Regions from separate parts of the Homo sapiens genome. Here region 2 is linked to region 1. Evidence: read pairs that join two places in POLR2A ChIA-PET (ENCODE). Cell type or tissue: Panc1. All regions are shown on one strand. Links, peaks and the distances in the headings refer to the core of each region. The heading gives the core; the rest is flanking DNA.

The links. Peaks named below come from ENCODE experiments on the same cell type or tissue, not always from the same donor. Only the 100,000 strongest peaks of a DNase experiment are listed, where the experiment ranks them.
Region 2: POLR2A ChIA-PET joins it to region 1 with 5 read pairs; 4 of 35 experiments call an interaction of 5 or more read pairs at or near these places.

The regions. Positions count from the first base shown.
Region 1 is chr12:10,336,273-10,342,444 of GRCh38, reverse strand. It overlaps LINC02617 (long intergenic non-protein coding RNA 2617), which reads left to right and starts at 4,153. Exons shown (of 3, transcript NR_159946.1): 1 at 4,153-4,400; 2 at 6,136-6,172. RefSeq lists enhancers at 3,259-3,838, 3,839-4,417. In Panc1, for the core only: no CTCF peak of the experiment used is centred there; no DNase peak of the experiment used is centred there; H3K27ac peaks cover 331 bases.
Region 2 is chr12:10,474,276-10,480,447 of GRCh38, reverse strand. No RefSeq gene overlaps it. Among named protein-coding and RNA genes, the nearest start is that of KLRC1, 24 kb to the right of the region's middle. In Panc1, for the core only: no CTCF peak of the experiment used is centred there; no DNase peak of the experiment used is centred there.

The sequences.
Region 1 (6,172 bases), core at 1,455-5,454:
GCTACAATTATATGCCAATGTATAATATGGCCCAAAATATGTGAAGCTTAAAAAAAAAAAAGATCAACAATAGAAGTGTTGGCAAGGAAGCAGGCAATGTTACTGAAACAGCCATTGCTTACTGCACAGAAAGCAAACCACTGAGACAAGTGTTGCCAGAGAAGAAGGGTTTATTTGGGTGCCGCAGCTGAGGAGATGGGAAGTCAGTCTCAAATTCATCTCCTCAATTGACTAAAATTAGAGGTTTATGTAGCAGGAAAAAAAAAATGTAACTGTATGTGGGAAAATAGGAATTAGGGAGGGGTAAGGAAGAGGAGTTGGTCAACAGGAAGCAGGTGGTTGGTTAGGCAACTATGATGGGTTAGGTGTCTGGCTCTCATAGTCCAGATGTGGTGATCTGGTAAGTTTCAGTTCCTTGATACTTTCTGGGAGGTCTGATGGTTGGTTTCCTAGGAAGGAAACTCAGATTAGACAAATGTAGGTTTCTCAAGTTTTAAGACTGAGAGGGTCAATTTCTATGTTTGTTTAAAAGAAACAATAAACATCAGTTCTGTGGGACAATTTGGCTGGTTTCTGCAACAGAGAGTCATATAAAACCACTGGTAAAATTATACATTTTTCCCAGCACTTTGGAAAACTGTTTGGGATTACCTTCTAGATCTAAATACATGCCTCCACTATGACTTAGAAATTTATTTTTTCAATATGCATGTAAGGGAAATGAGGATACATATCCACTAAAAGCGTACATGTACAAGAAAAATAAAAATGTTTAGAGAAGTTTTATTCATAATATTAAAAAATAGGTAATAACTAAAGTGGCCATCACGAGTAGAACAATAGAAGCAAATTGTTGTATATTCATATAATGGAATTCTACTGGTAATAAAAAGTATCACACATAGGCATGAGCAAAGACTTCATGATGAAGATGTCAAAAGCAATTGTGACAAAACCAAAAATTGACACAAAAAATTGACAAACCTGATTAAACTAAAGAGCTTCTGCACAGCAAAGGAAACTATTATCAGAGTGAACAGATAACCTATGGAATGGGAGAATAGTTTTGCAATCCAACTATCTGACCATCGTCTAATGTCCAGCATCTACACAGAACTTAAACAAATTTACAGGAAAGAAACAACCCCATTAAAAAGTGGGAAAATGATATGAACAGACATTTCTCAAAAGAAGACTTACATGCGGCCAACAAACATATGAAAAAAAGCTCAACATCACTGATCATTAGAAGAATGCAAAGCAAAACCACAAGATATTATCTCACACCAGTCAGAATGGCTATTGTTAAAAAGTCAAAAAAACAACAGATGCTGGCAAAGTTGTGGAGAAAAAGAAACGCTTTTACACTGTTGATGGGAATGTAAATTAGTTCAACCATTGTGGAAAACAGTGTAGTGACTCCTCAAAGACCTAGAGGCAGAAATACCATTTGACCCAGAAATCCCATTACTGGGTATATATCCAAAGGAATGTAAATCATTCCATTATGAAGATACATGCACATGTAAGTTCACTGAAATACTATTCACAATAACAGACATATGGAATCAACCTAAATGCCCATCAGTGAGAGACTGGATAAAGAAAATGTGGTACATATATACCATGGAATACAATGCAGCCATAAAAAGAAACAAGATCGTGTCCTTCGCAGGGACATGATGGAGCTGGAGGCCATTATCCTCGGCAAACTAATGCAGGAACAGAAAACAAAACACCGCATGGTCTCACTTATAAGACGGAGCTGAATGATGAGAACACATGGACACATTGTGGGGAACAACATACCTTGGGGCCTGTCAGAGGGTGGGTGGGGAGGAGGGAGAGTATCAGGGAAAATGTCTAAGGGATTCTGGCCTTGATACCTAGGTGATGGGATGATCTGTGCAGCAAACCACCATGGCACATGTTTGCCTCTGTAGCAAACATGCACATTCTGCACATGTACCCCTGACTTTAAAATAAAATTTAAAAAAGTATCACAGACTTTAAGCTGAGAGAAAGGATGCAGATGCAAAGAATATGTACTTCATTATTTCACTTACATGATGTCCACAAAGAGGCAAAAATGATTTACAAAGTTAGACATCAGAATAGTGGTTTTCTTAAGGCTAAAAGAATAATTATTAATAGACACGAGGCATGAAGGAGGCTTTGTTGGTTCTAGGAACAGTCTGTATCTCAAACTGGTTAATAACTGTATGGGTGTATGCATGAATAAAAAATTCATCAAGTACTTATAATTTGTGCACTTTATTTGTGTTATCTCTCAAGTTTAAAAAATGAGGAAATTCGTAAGAGGGGAAGAGTTGATAGTCCTGATGTGTATGAATTGACTTCTAAGCTCTAATTAGAATAAAAAGCAGTTCCATAAATTTAAAAATGGCAGAAATGGTATACTATTTAGGAGCATGTAGATGTAGCAGGATTTTATTTTGGAAGAATAAACTTACACTTATTTGTGTGTGTTTTCCTTATGCCTCTATGCTTCCAATACATTGCTGTTCACTCAGCTAGATTATTCCATGTTAATTTTCTAATTTCATAGTAAAAGCATAAAAGAAAAAGAAAAAAGAAAAAGGTCTCTACTCAGAGAAATATCATGCCACAAACAAAAAGGATTTTTTTAAAGAAAATCTTGTATATAAAAGTGGTCTTCCCCTTCCCAAAGACTAGAAATAAATTCCCAGGAATGCAGGCAAGGGTCAGGGAGGAAGTATCGAGAAAAAGAGAGAAATCAGAAAGGCCTCTGTTAAGTATGACTAATAGGAAGGGGCCAAGCTGGCCGGGCGTGGTGGCTCATGCTTGTAATTCCAGCACTTTGGGAAGCCAAGGCGGGTGGATCACTTGAGATCAAGAGCCTGGCCAACATGATAAAACCCCATCTCTAATAAAAATACAAAAATTAGGTGGCCATGATGGCACTTGCCTGTAATCCCACCTACTCAGGAGGCTGAGGCTTGAGAATCTCTTGAACCCGAGGTCGGAGGTTGCAGTGAGCTGAGATCGTGCCACTGCACTCCAGCCTGGGTAGCAGAGCAAGCAAGCAAGCAGCCTGGGTGTCAAAAAAAAAAAAAAAAGAAGGAAGGGGCCAAACCATGAAAAAAAAAAGCTGCTCTGCCTTGGGCCACCACTAACCTCTACTCAAGCCAGCATCTTCTGCTATCAGTGCCCTGAAGTGATGTGAGAGCTGAAGGGGCAACAGGAACCTCCAAAGAAGCACAGCTCAGGCTCTAGTTGAGTGAGAAAAACGTGCTCCTTCTTAGGGGAAGGCAGCTTCTGATGTGGACTTCCTTTTGACAGCAGACACCACCATCCTATTTGAGACCATCTGGATCACCACTCCCCATACAACTGTTCATAAGACCGCAAAAAGGCAAATGGATCTCTGGACATCTGATAGGGTGGTGATGTGAAATGGATCACCCTCACCTTTACCTATACTTTGGTGTGGTCAAATATAGAATGAGAACTCTGGTTCTATCACAGAAAACCTCTGGAGCAAATGAAATCTCAAGAGAGAAGGATGGGGAGATGGGACAGGTGGGACAGATTTTGATGATAAGTTCTTTAGTATTTAGGGATATATTTTAATGTTAAGCATTATAAGTACCTCATTTTTATAAGGAGTGTATTTTAAAATTTAAAGTATATTGCTCTGGAAACAGTTAAGCCAAAACTTTGCATATATGCGAGAAATATAGTGCATAAACATGCTAAGTCAGTGTTCAAACATTTTGGCTGATATTTTCTAATTTGCATCTTTCATCATATAACTTGTGTCAGGCCTCTGAGCCTAAGCCAAGCCATCGCATCCCCTGTGACTTGCACATATACGCCCAGATGGCCTGAAGCAACTGAAGAATCACAAAAGAAGTGAATATGCCCTGCCCCACCTTAACTGATGACATTCCACCACAAAAGAAGTGTAAATGGCCGGTCCTTGCCTTAACTGATGACATTACCTTGTGAAAGTCCTTTTCCTGGCTCATCTTGGCTCAAAAATCACCCCCACTGAGCACCTTGCGACCCCCCCACTCCTGCCCGCCAGAGAACAAACCCCCTTTGACTGCAATTTTCCTTTACCTACCCAAATCCTATAAAACGGCCCCACCCTTATCTCCCTTTCCTGACTCTTTTCGGACTCAGCCCGCCTGCACCCAGGTGAAATAAACAGCCATGTTGCTCACACAAAGCCTGTTTGGTGGTCTCTTCATACAGACGCGCATGAAATTTGGTGCCGTGACTCGGATCGGGGGACCTCCCTTGGGAGATCAATCCCCTGTACTCCTGTTCTTTGCTCCGTGAGAAAGATCCACCTATGACCTCAGGTCCTCAGACCGACCAGCCCAAGGAACATCTCACCAATTTTAAATCAGGTAAGTGTCCTCTTCTTACTCTCTTCTCCAACCTCTCTCACTGTCCCTCAACCACTTTCTCCTTTCCACTCTTCAATCTCTCCCTTTTCTTAATTTCTATTCCTTTCATTTTCTGGGAAAGACAAAGGAGACACATTTTATCCATGGACCCAAAACTCCTGCGCCGGTCACGGACTGGGAAGGCAGCCTTCCCTTGGTGTTTAATCATTGCAGGGACACCTCTCTGATTATACACTCACGTTTCAAGGGTGTCAGACCACACAGGGACACCTGCCTTGGTCCTTCACCCTTAGCAGCAAGTCCCGCTTTTCTGGGGAAGGGGCAAGTACCCCAACCCCTTCTCTCCTTGTCTCTACCCCTTCTCTGCTTTTCTGGGACAGGGGCAAGTACCCCTCAACCCCTTCTCCTTCACCCTTAGCGGCAAGTCCCGCTTTTCTATGGGGTAAGAACCCCCAATCCCTTATTTCCGTGCCCCAACCTCTTATATCTCTGCACCCCAATCCCTTATTTCCGCACCCCAACCTCTTATCTCTGTGCCCCAACCCCTTTTCCCACTTTTCTGGAAGGTAAGAACCCCCGAACCCCTTCCCTCCATTTCTCTACTCTCTCTTTTCTCTAGGCTTGCTTCCTTCACTATGGGCAACCTTCCACCCTCCATTCCTCCTTCTACTCCCTTGGCCTGTGTTCTCAAAAACTTAAAACCTCTTCAACTCACACCTGACCTAAAACCTAAATGCCTTATTTTCTTCTGCAATGCCGCTTGACCCCAATACAAACTCGACAGTAGTTCCAAATAGCCAGAAAATGGCACTTTGAATTTTTCCATCCTGCAAAATCTAAATAATTCTTGTCGTAAAATAGGCAAACGGTCTGAGATGCCTGACATCCAGGCATTCTTTTACACATCAGTCCCTCCCTAGTCTCTGTGCCCAGTGCAACTCGTCCCAAATCTTCCTTCTTTCCCTCCCGCCTGTCCCGTCAGTACCAACCCCAAGCGTCGCTGAGTCTTTCTAATCTTCCTTTTCTACAGACCCATCTGACCTCTCCCCTCCTCCCCAGGCTGCTCCTCGCCAGGCTGAGCTAGGTCCCAATTCTTCCTCAGCCTCTGCTCCTCCACCCTATAATCCTTTTATCACCTCCCCTCCTCACACCTGGTCCGGCTTACAGTTTCTTTCCTTGACTAGCCCTCCCCCACCTGCCCAGCAATTTACTCTTAAAAAGGTTCCTGGAGCTAAAGACATAATCAAGGTTAACGCTCCTTTTTCTTTCTCCCAAATCAGAAGTGTTTAGGCTCTTTTTCATCAAATATAAAAATCCAGCCCAGTTCATGGCTCGTTCGGCAGCAACCCTGGGACACTTTACAGCCCTAGACCCTAAAAGGTCAAAAGGCCGTCTTATTCTCAATATACATTTTATTACCCAATCTGCTCCTGACATTAAATAAAACTCCAAAAATTGGAATCTGGCCCTCAAACCCCACAACAGGACTTCATTAACCTCACCTTCAAGGTGTACAATAACAGAAAAAAGTTGCAATTCTTTGCCTCCACTGTGAGACAAACCCCAGCCACATCTCCAGCACACAAGAACTTCCAAACGTCTGAAACGCAGCAGCCAGGCATTCCTCCAGAACCTCCTCCCCCAGGAGCTTGCTACACATGCTGGAAATCTGGCCACTGGGCCAAGGAATGCCTGCAGCCTGGGATTCCTCCTAAGCCACGTCCCATCTGTGTAGGACACCACTGAAAATCGGACTGTTCAACTCACCTGGC
Region 2 (6,172 bases), core at 1,151-5,150, 140 kb before region 1:
CCTTTAATTTTTTTTAGCCTAATTGCTATGGCTAGAACTTTCAGTACTATGTTGACTAAAAATGGTGAGAGTGAATATCCTTGTTTTGATCCTGAAATTAGAAATATCTTTTAATTTTTCACAATGGAGTATGATGTTAGCTGTGGGCTTGTCATATATGCCCTTTAATTATGTAAAGATGTATTTTATATATACTTAATTGTTGATAGTTTTTATTTTAAAAAGATGTTAAATTTTGTCAAATGTCTTTCTGCATCTATTGAGATGACCATATAGTTTTTTGTCATTTATTCCATTAAAATGGTGTATTATGTTTATTGATTTGCATAGGTTGAACTACACTTGCATTCCAGTAATACATCCCACTTAATAATGGTAAATGATCCTTTTAACATGCTGTTAAATTCAATTTGGTACTATTATGTTGAAGATTTTTGCATCTATGTTCATTAGGGATATTGTCCTGTTATTTCCTGTTATTTTCTTTTTGTAGTGTGCTTGTTTTGCTTTAGTATCAGGGTAATGCTGGACTCATAAAATGAGTTAGAAAGTATTCCCTCCTCTTTGAATTTTTAGAAGAGTTTGTGAAGGATTAGTATTAGTTCTTCTTTTTAAATTAGATTAAATTTAATTATATTTCAATAGTTTCGGGAGAACAGGTGGTTTTTGGTTATATGGATAAGTTATTTAGTGGTGATTTCGGAGATTTTGGTGCACCCATCACTCAAGCAGTGTACACTGTACACAGTATGTATTCTTTTATTCCTTGCCCCCCTCCTACCCTTCCCCTGAATCCGCAAAGTCCATTATATCATTCATATGCCTTTGTGTCCTCATAGCTTAGCTCCCACTTATAAGTGAAAACATAAGTGATTTTCCATTTCTGAGTTACTTCACTTAGAATAATGGTCTCCAGCTCCATCCAAGTTGCTGCGAATGCTATTATTTTTTTTCTTATTATGAGCGAGTAGTATTCCAGGGTGTGTGTGTATGTGTGTGTGTGTGTGTGTGTGTGTGCGTATAATATATATATATACCACATTTTCTTTATCAACTCCTTGGTTGATGGGCATTTAGGCTAGTTCTATGCATGTAGAAGTGTCTTTTTCATGTAATGACTTCTTTTCTTCTGGGTAGATACCCAGTAGTGGGATTGCTGGATCAAATGGCACTTCTACTTATAGTTCTTTAAGGAATCTCCATACTGTTTTCCATAGTGGTTGTACAAGTTTATAGTCCCATTAGGAGTGTAAAAGTGCTCCCTTTTCACCACATTGACACCAAATTCTTGAATCCAAAACAGAGCCCACATAGCCAAAGCAAGACTAAGCAAAAAATAAAAATAAAAATAAAGGAGGTTCCAAGATGGCCAAATAGGAACAGCTCCATTCTGTAGCTCCAAGCATGAGCAGTGCAGAAGACGGGTGATTTCTGCATTTCCAACTGAGGTACCGGGTTCATCTCACTGGGGCTTATCAGACAATGGGTGCAGCCCACAGAGCAGGGTGGGGCATCACCTCACACGGGAAGCGCAAGGGGTCTGGAATTCCCTTTCCTAGCAAAGGGAAGCTGTGACAGACAGTACCTGGAAAATTGGGGCGCTCCCACCCTAATACTGTGCCTTTCCAATGGCCTTAGCAAGTGGCACACCAGGAGATTATATCCTGCGCCTGGCTCGGAGGGTCCCATGCCATGGAGCCTCACTCACTGCTAACACAGCAGTCTGAGATCAAACTGCAAGGTGGCAGTGAGGCTGGGGGAGGGGCGTCCACTATTGCTGAGGCTTGAGTAGGTAAACAAAGTGGCTGGGAAGCTCAAACTGGGTGGAGCCCACCACAGCTCAAGGAGGCCTGCCTGCCTCTGTAGACTGCACCTCTGGGGGCAGGGTGTAGCTGAACAAAAGGCAGCAGAAACTTCTGCAGATGTAAACATCCCTATCTGACAGCTTTGAAGAGAGTAGTGGTTCTCCCAGCACGGAGTTTGAGATCTGAGAACGGACAGACTGCCTCCTCAAGTGGGTCCCTGAACCCGAGTAGCCTAACTGGGAGACACGTCCCAATAGGGGCCAACTGACACCTCATACAGCCAGGTGCCCCTCTGAGACGAAGCTTCCAGAGGAAGTATCAGGCAGCAACATCTGCCGTTCTGCAATATTTGCTGTTCTGCAGCCTCTGCTGGTGATACCCAGGCAAACAGGGTCTGGGGTGGACCTCCAGCAAACTCCAACAGACCTGCAGCTGAGGGTCCTGACTGTTAGAAGGAAAACTAACAAACAAAAAGGACATCCACACCAAAACCCCATCTGTACATCACCATCATCAAAGACCAAAGGTAGGTAAAAACCACAAAGATGCGAAGAAACCAGAGCAGAAAAGCCAAAAATTCTAAAAATCAGAGTGCCTCTTCTCCTCCAAAGGAACACAGCTCCTCACTAGCAATGGAACAAAGCTGGATGGAGAATGAATTTGACGAGTTGAGAGAAGAAGCCTTCAGAAGATCAGTAATAACAAACTTCTCTAAGCTAAAGGAGGATGTTCGAACCCATCACAAAGAAGCTAAAAACGTTGAAAAAAATTAGACGAATGGCTAACTAGAATCAACAGTGTAGAGAAGTCCTTAAATGACCTGATGGAGCTGAAAACCATGGCACGAGAACTATGTGATGCATGCACAAGCTTCAGTAGCCGATTTGATCAAGTGGAAGAAAGGATATCAGTGATTGAAGATCAAATGAATGAAATGAAGCGAGAAAAGAAGTTTAGAGAAAAAAGAGTAAAAAGAAACAAACAAAGCCTCCAAGAAATATGGGACTATGTGAAAAGACTAAATCTACATCTGATTGGTGTACCTGAAAGTGATGGGGAGAATGGAACCAAGTTGGAAAACACTCTTCAGGATATTATCTAGGAGAACTTCCCCAACCTAGTGAGGCAGGCCAACATTCAAATTCAGGAAATACACAGAATACCACAAAGATACTCCTTGAGAAGAGCAACCCCAAGACATATAATTGTCAGATTCACCAAAGTTGAAATGAAGGAAAAAATGTTAAGGGCAGCCAGAGAGAAAGGTCGGGTTACCCACAAAGGGAAGCCCATCAGACTAACAGCAGATCTCTCGGCAGAAACTCTACAAGCCAGAAGAGAGTGGGGGCCAATATTCAACATTCTCAAAGAAAAGAATTTTCAACCCAGAATTTCATATCCAGCCAAACTAAGCTTCATAAGTGAAGGAGAAATAAAATACTTTACAGACAAACAAATGCTGAGACATTTTGTCACGACCAGGCCTGCCCTAAAAGAGCTCCTGAAGGAAGCACTAAACATGGAAAGGAACAACTGGTACCAGCCACTGCAAAAACATGCCAAATTGTAAAGACCATCAATGCTAGGAAGAAACTGCATCAACTAACGAGCAAAATAACCAGCTAACATCATAATGACAGCATCAAATTCACACATAACAATATTATCTTTAAATGTAAATGGGCTAAATGCTCCAATTAAAAGACACAGACTGGCAGATTGGATGAAGAGTCAAGACCCATCACTGTGCTGTATTCAGGAGACTCATCTCACGTGCGGAGACACACATAGGCTTAAAATAAAGGGATGGAGGAAGATCTACCAAGCAAATGGAAAACAAAAAAATGCAGGGGTTGCAATCCTAGTCTCTGATAAAACAGACTTTAAACCAACAAAGATCAAAAGAGACAAAGAAGGCCATTACATAATGGTAAAGGGATCAATTCAAGAAGAAGAGCTAACTATCCTAAATATATATGCACCCAATACAGGAGCACCCAGATTCATAAAGCAAGTCCTTAGAGACCTACAAAGAGACTTAGACGCCCACACAATAATAAGGGAGACTTTAACACCCCATTGTCAACATTAGACAGATCAATGAGACAGGAAGTTAACAAGGATATCCAGGAATTGAACTCAGCTCTGCACCAAGCGGACCTAATAGACATCTACAGAACTCTCCACCTCAAATCAACAGAATATACATTCCTCTCAGCACCACATCACACTTATTCCAAAATTGACCACATAGTTGGAAGTGAAGCACTCCTCAGCAAATGTAAAAGAACAGAAATTATAACAAACTGTCTCTCAGACCACAGTGCAATCAAACTAGAACGAAGGATTAAGAAACTCACTCAAAACCGCTCAACTACATGGAAACTGAACAACCTGCTCCTGAATGACTACTGAGTACATAACGAAATGAAGGCAGAAATAAAGATGTTCTTTGAAGCCAATGAGAACAAAGACACAATGTACAAGAATCTCTGGGACATTTAAAGCAGTGTGTAGAGGGAAATTTGTAGCACTAAATGCCCACGAGAGAAAGCAGGAAAGATCTAAAATTGACACCCTAACATCACCACTAAAAGAACTAGAAAATTCGCTGGGCACGGTGGCTCACATCTGTAATCCCAGCACTTTGGGAGGCCAAGGCAGGTGGATCACGAGGTCAGGAGATCAGGACCTTCCTGGCTAACACAGTGAAATCCTGTCTCTACTGAAAACATAAAAAATTAGCCAGACGTGGTGGGTGCCTGTAGTCCCAGGTACTCGGGAGGCTGAGGCAGGAGAATGGCGTGAACCCAGGAGGTGGAGGTTGCAGTGAGCCGAGATCACGCCACTGCACTCCAGCCTGGGGAACAGAGCAAGACTCCATCTCAAAAAAAAGAACTAAAAAACAAGAGCAAACACATTCAAAAGCTAGCAGAAGGCAAGAAATAACTAAGATCAGAGCAGAACTGAAGGAGATAGAGCCAAAAAAAACCCTTCAAAAAATCAATGAATCCAGGAGCTGGTTTTTTGAAAAGATCAACAAAATTGATAGATCGCTAGCAAGACTAATAAAGAAGAAAAGAGAGAAGAATCAAATAGATGCAAAATAAATAAATGAATAAATAAATAAAGGGGATCTCACCACCGATCCCACAGAAATACAAACTACCATCAGAGAACACTGTAAACACCTCTACGCAAATAAACTAAAAAATCTAGAAAAAATCGATAAATTCCTGGACACATACACCCTCCCAAGACTAAACCAGGAAGAAGTTGTATCCCTGAATAGGCCAATAACAGGTTCTGAAATTGAGGCAATAATTAATAGCCTACCAACCAAAAAAAGTCCAGGACCAGACGGATTCACAGCTAAATTCTACCAGAGGTAAAAGGAGGAGCTGGTACCATTCCTTCTGAAACTATTCCAATCAATAGAAAAAGAGGAAATCCTCCCTAATTCATTTTATGAGGCCAACATCATCCTGATACCAAAGCCTGGCACAGACACAATAAAAGGAATTTTAGATCAGTATCGCTGATGAACATCGATGCAAAAATCCTCAATAAAATACTGGGAAACTGAATCCAGCAGTACATCAAAAAGCTTATCCACTACGATCAAGTTGGCTTCATCCCTGGGATGCAAGGCTGGTTCAACATATGGAAATCAATAAACATAATCCATCATATAAACAGAACCAAAGACAAAAACCACATGATTATCTCAATAGATGCAGAAAAGGCCTTCAACAAAATTCAACAACCTTTCATGCTAAAAGCTCTCAATAAACTAGGTATTGATGGGGCATATCTCAAAATAATAAGAGCTATTTATGACAAACCCACAGCCAATATCATACCGAATGGGCAAAAGCTGGAAGCATTCCCTTTGAAAACTGGCATAAGACAAGGATGCCCTCTCTCACCACTCCTATGCAACATAGTGTTGGAAGTTCTGGCCAGGGCAATTAGTCAGGAGAAGGAAATAAAGGGTAATCAATTAGGAAAAGAGGAAGTCAAATTGTCCCTGTTTGCAGATGACATGATTGTATATTTACAAAACCCCATCATCTCAGCCCAAAATCTCCTTAAGCTGATAAGCAACTTCAACAAAGTCTCAGGATACAAAATCAATGTGCAAAAATCATAAACATTCCTATTCACCAATAACAGACAAACAGGAGCCAAATCATGAGTGAACTCCATTCACAATTGCTTCAAAGAGAATAAAATACTTAGGAATCTTACTTACAAGGGATTTGAAGGACCTCTTTAAGGAGAACTACAAACCACTGCTCAACAAAATAAAAGAGGACACAAAGAAATAGAAGAACATTCCATGTTGATGGATAGGAAGAATCAAT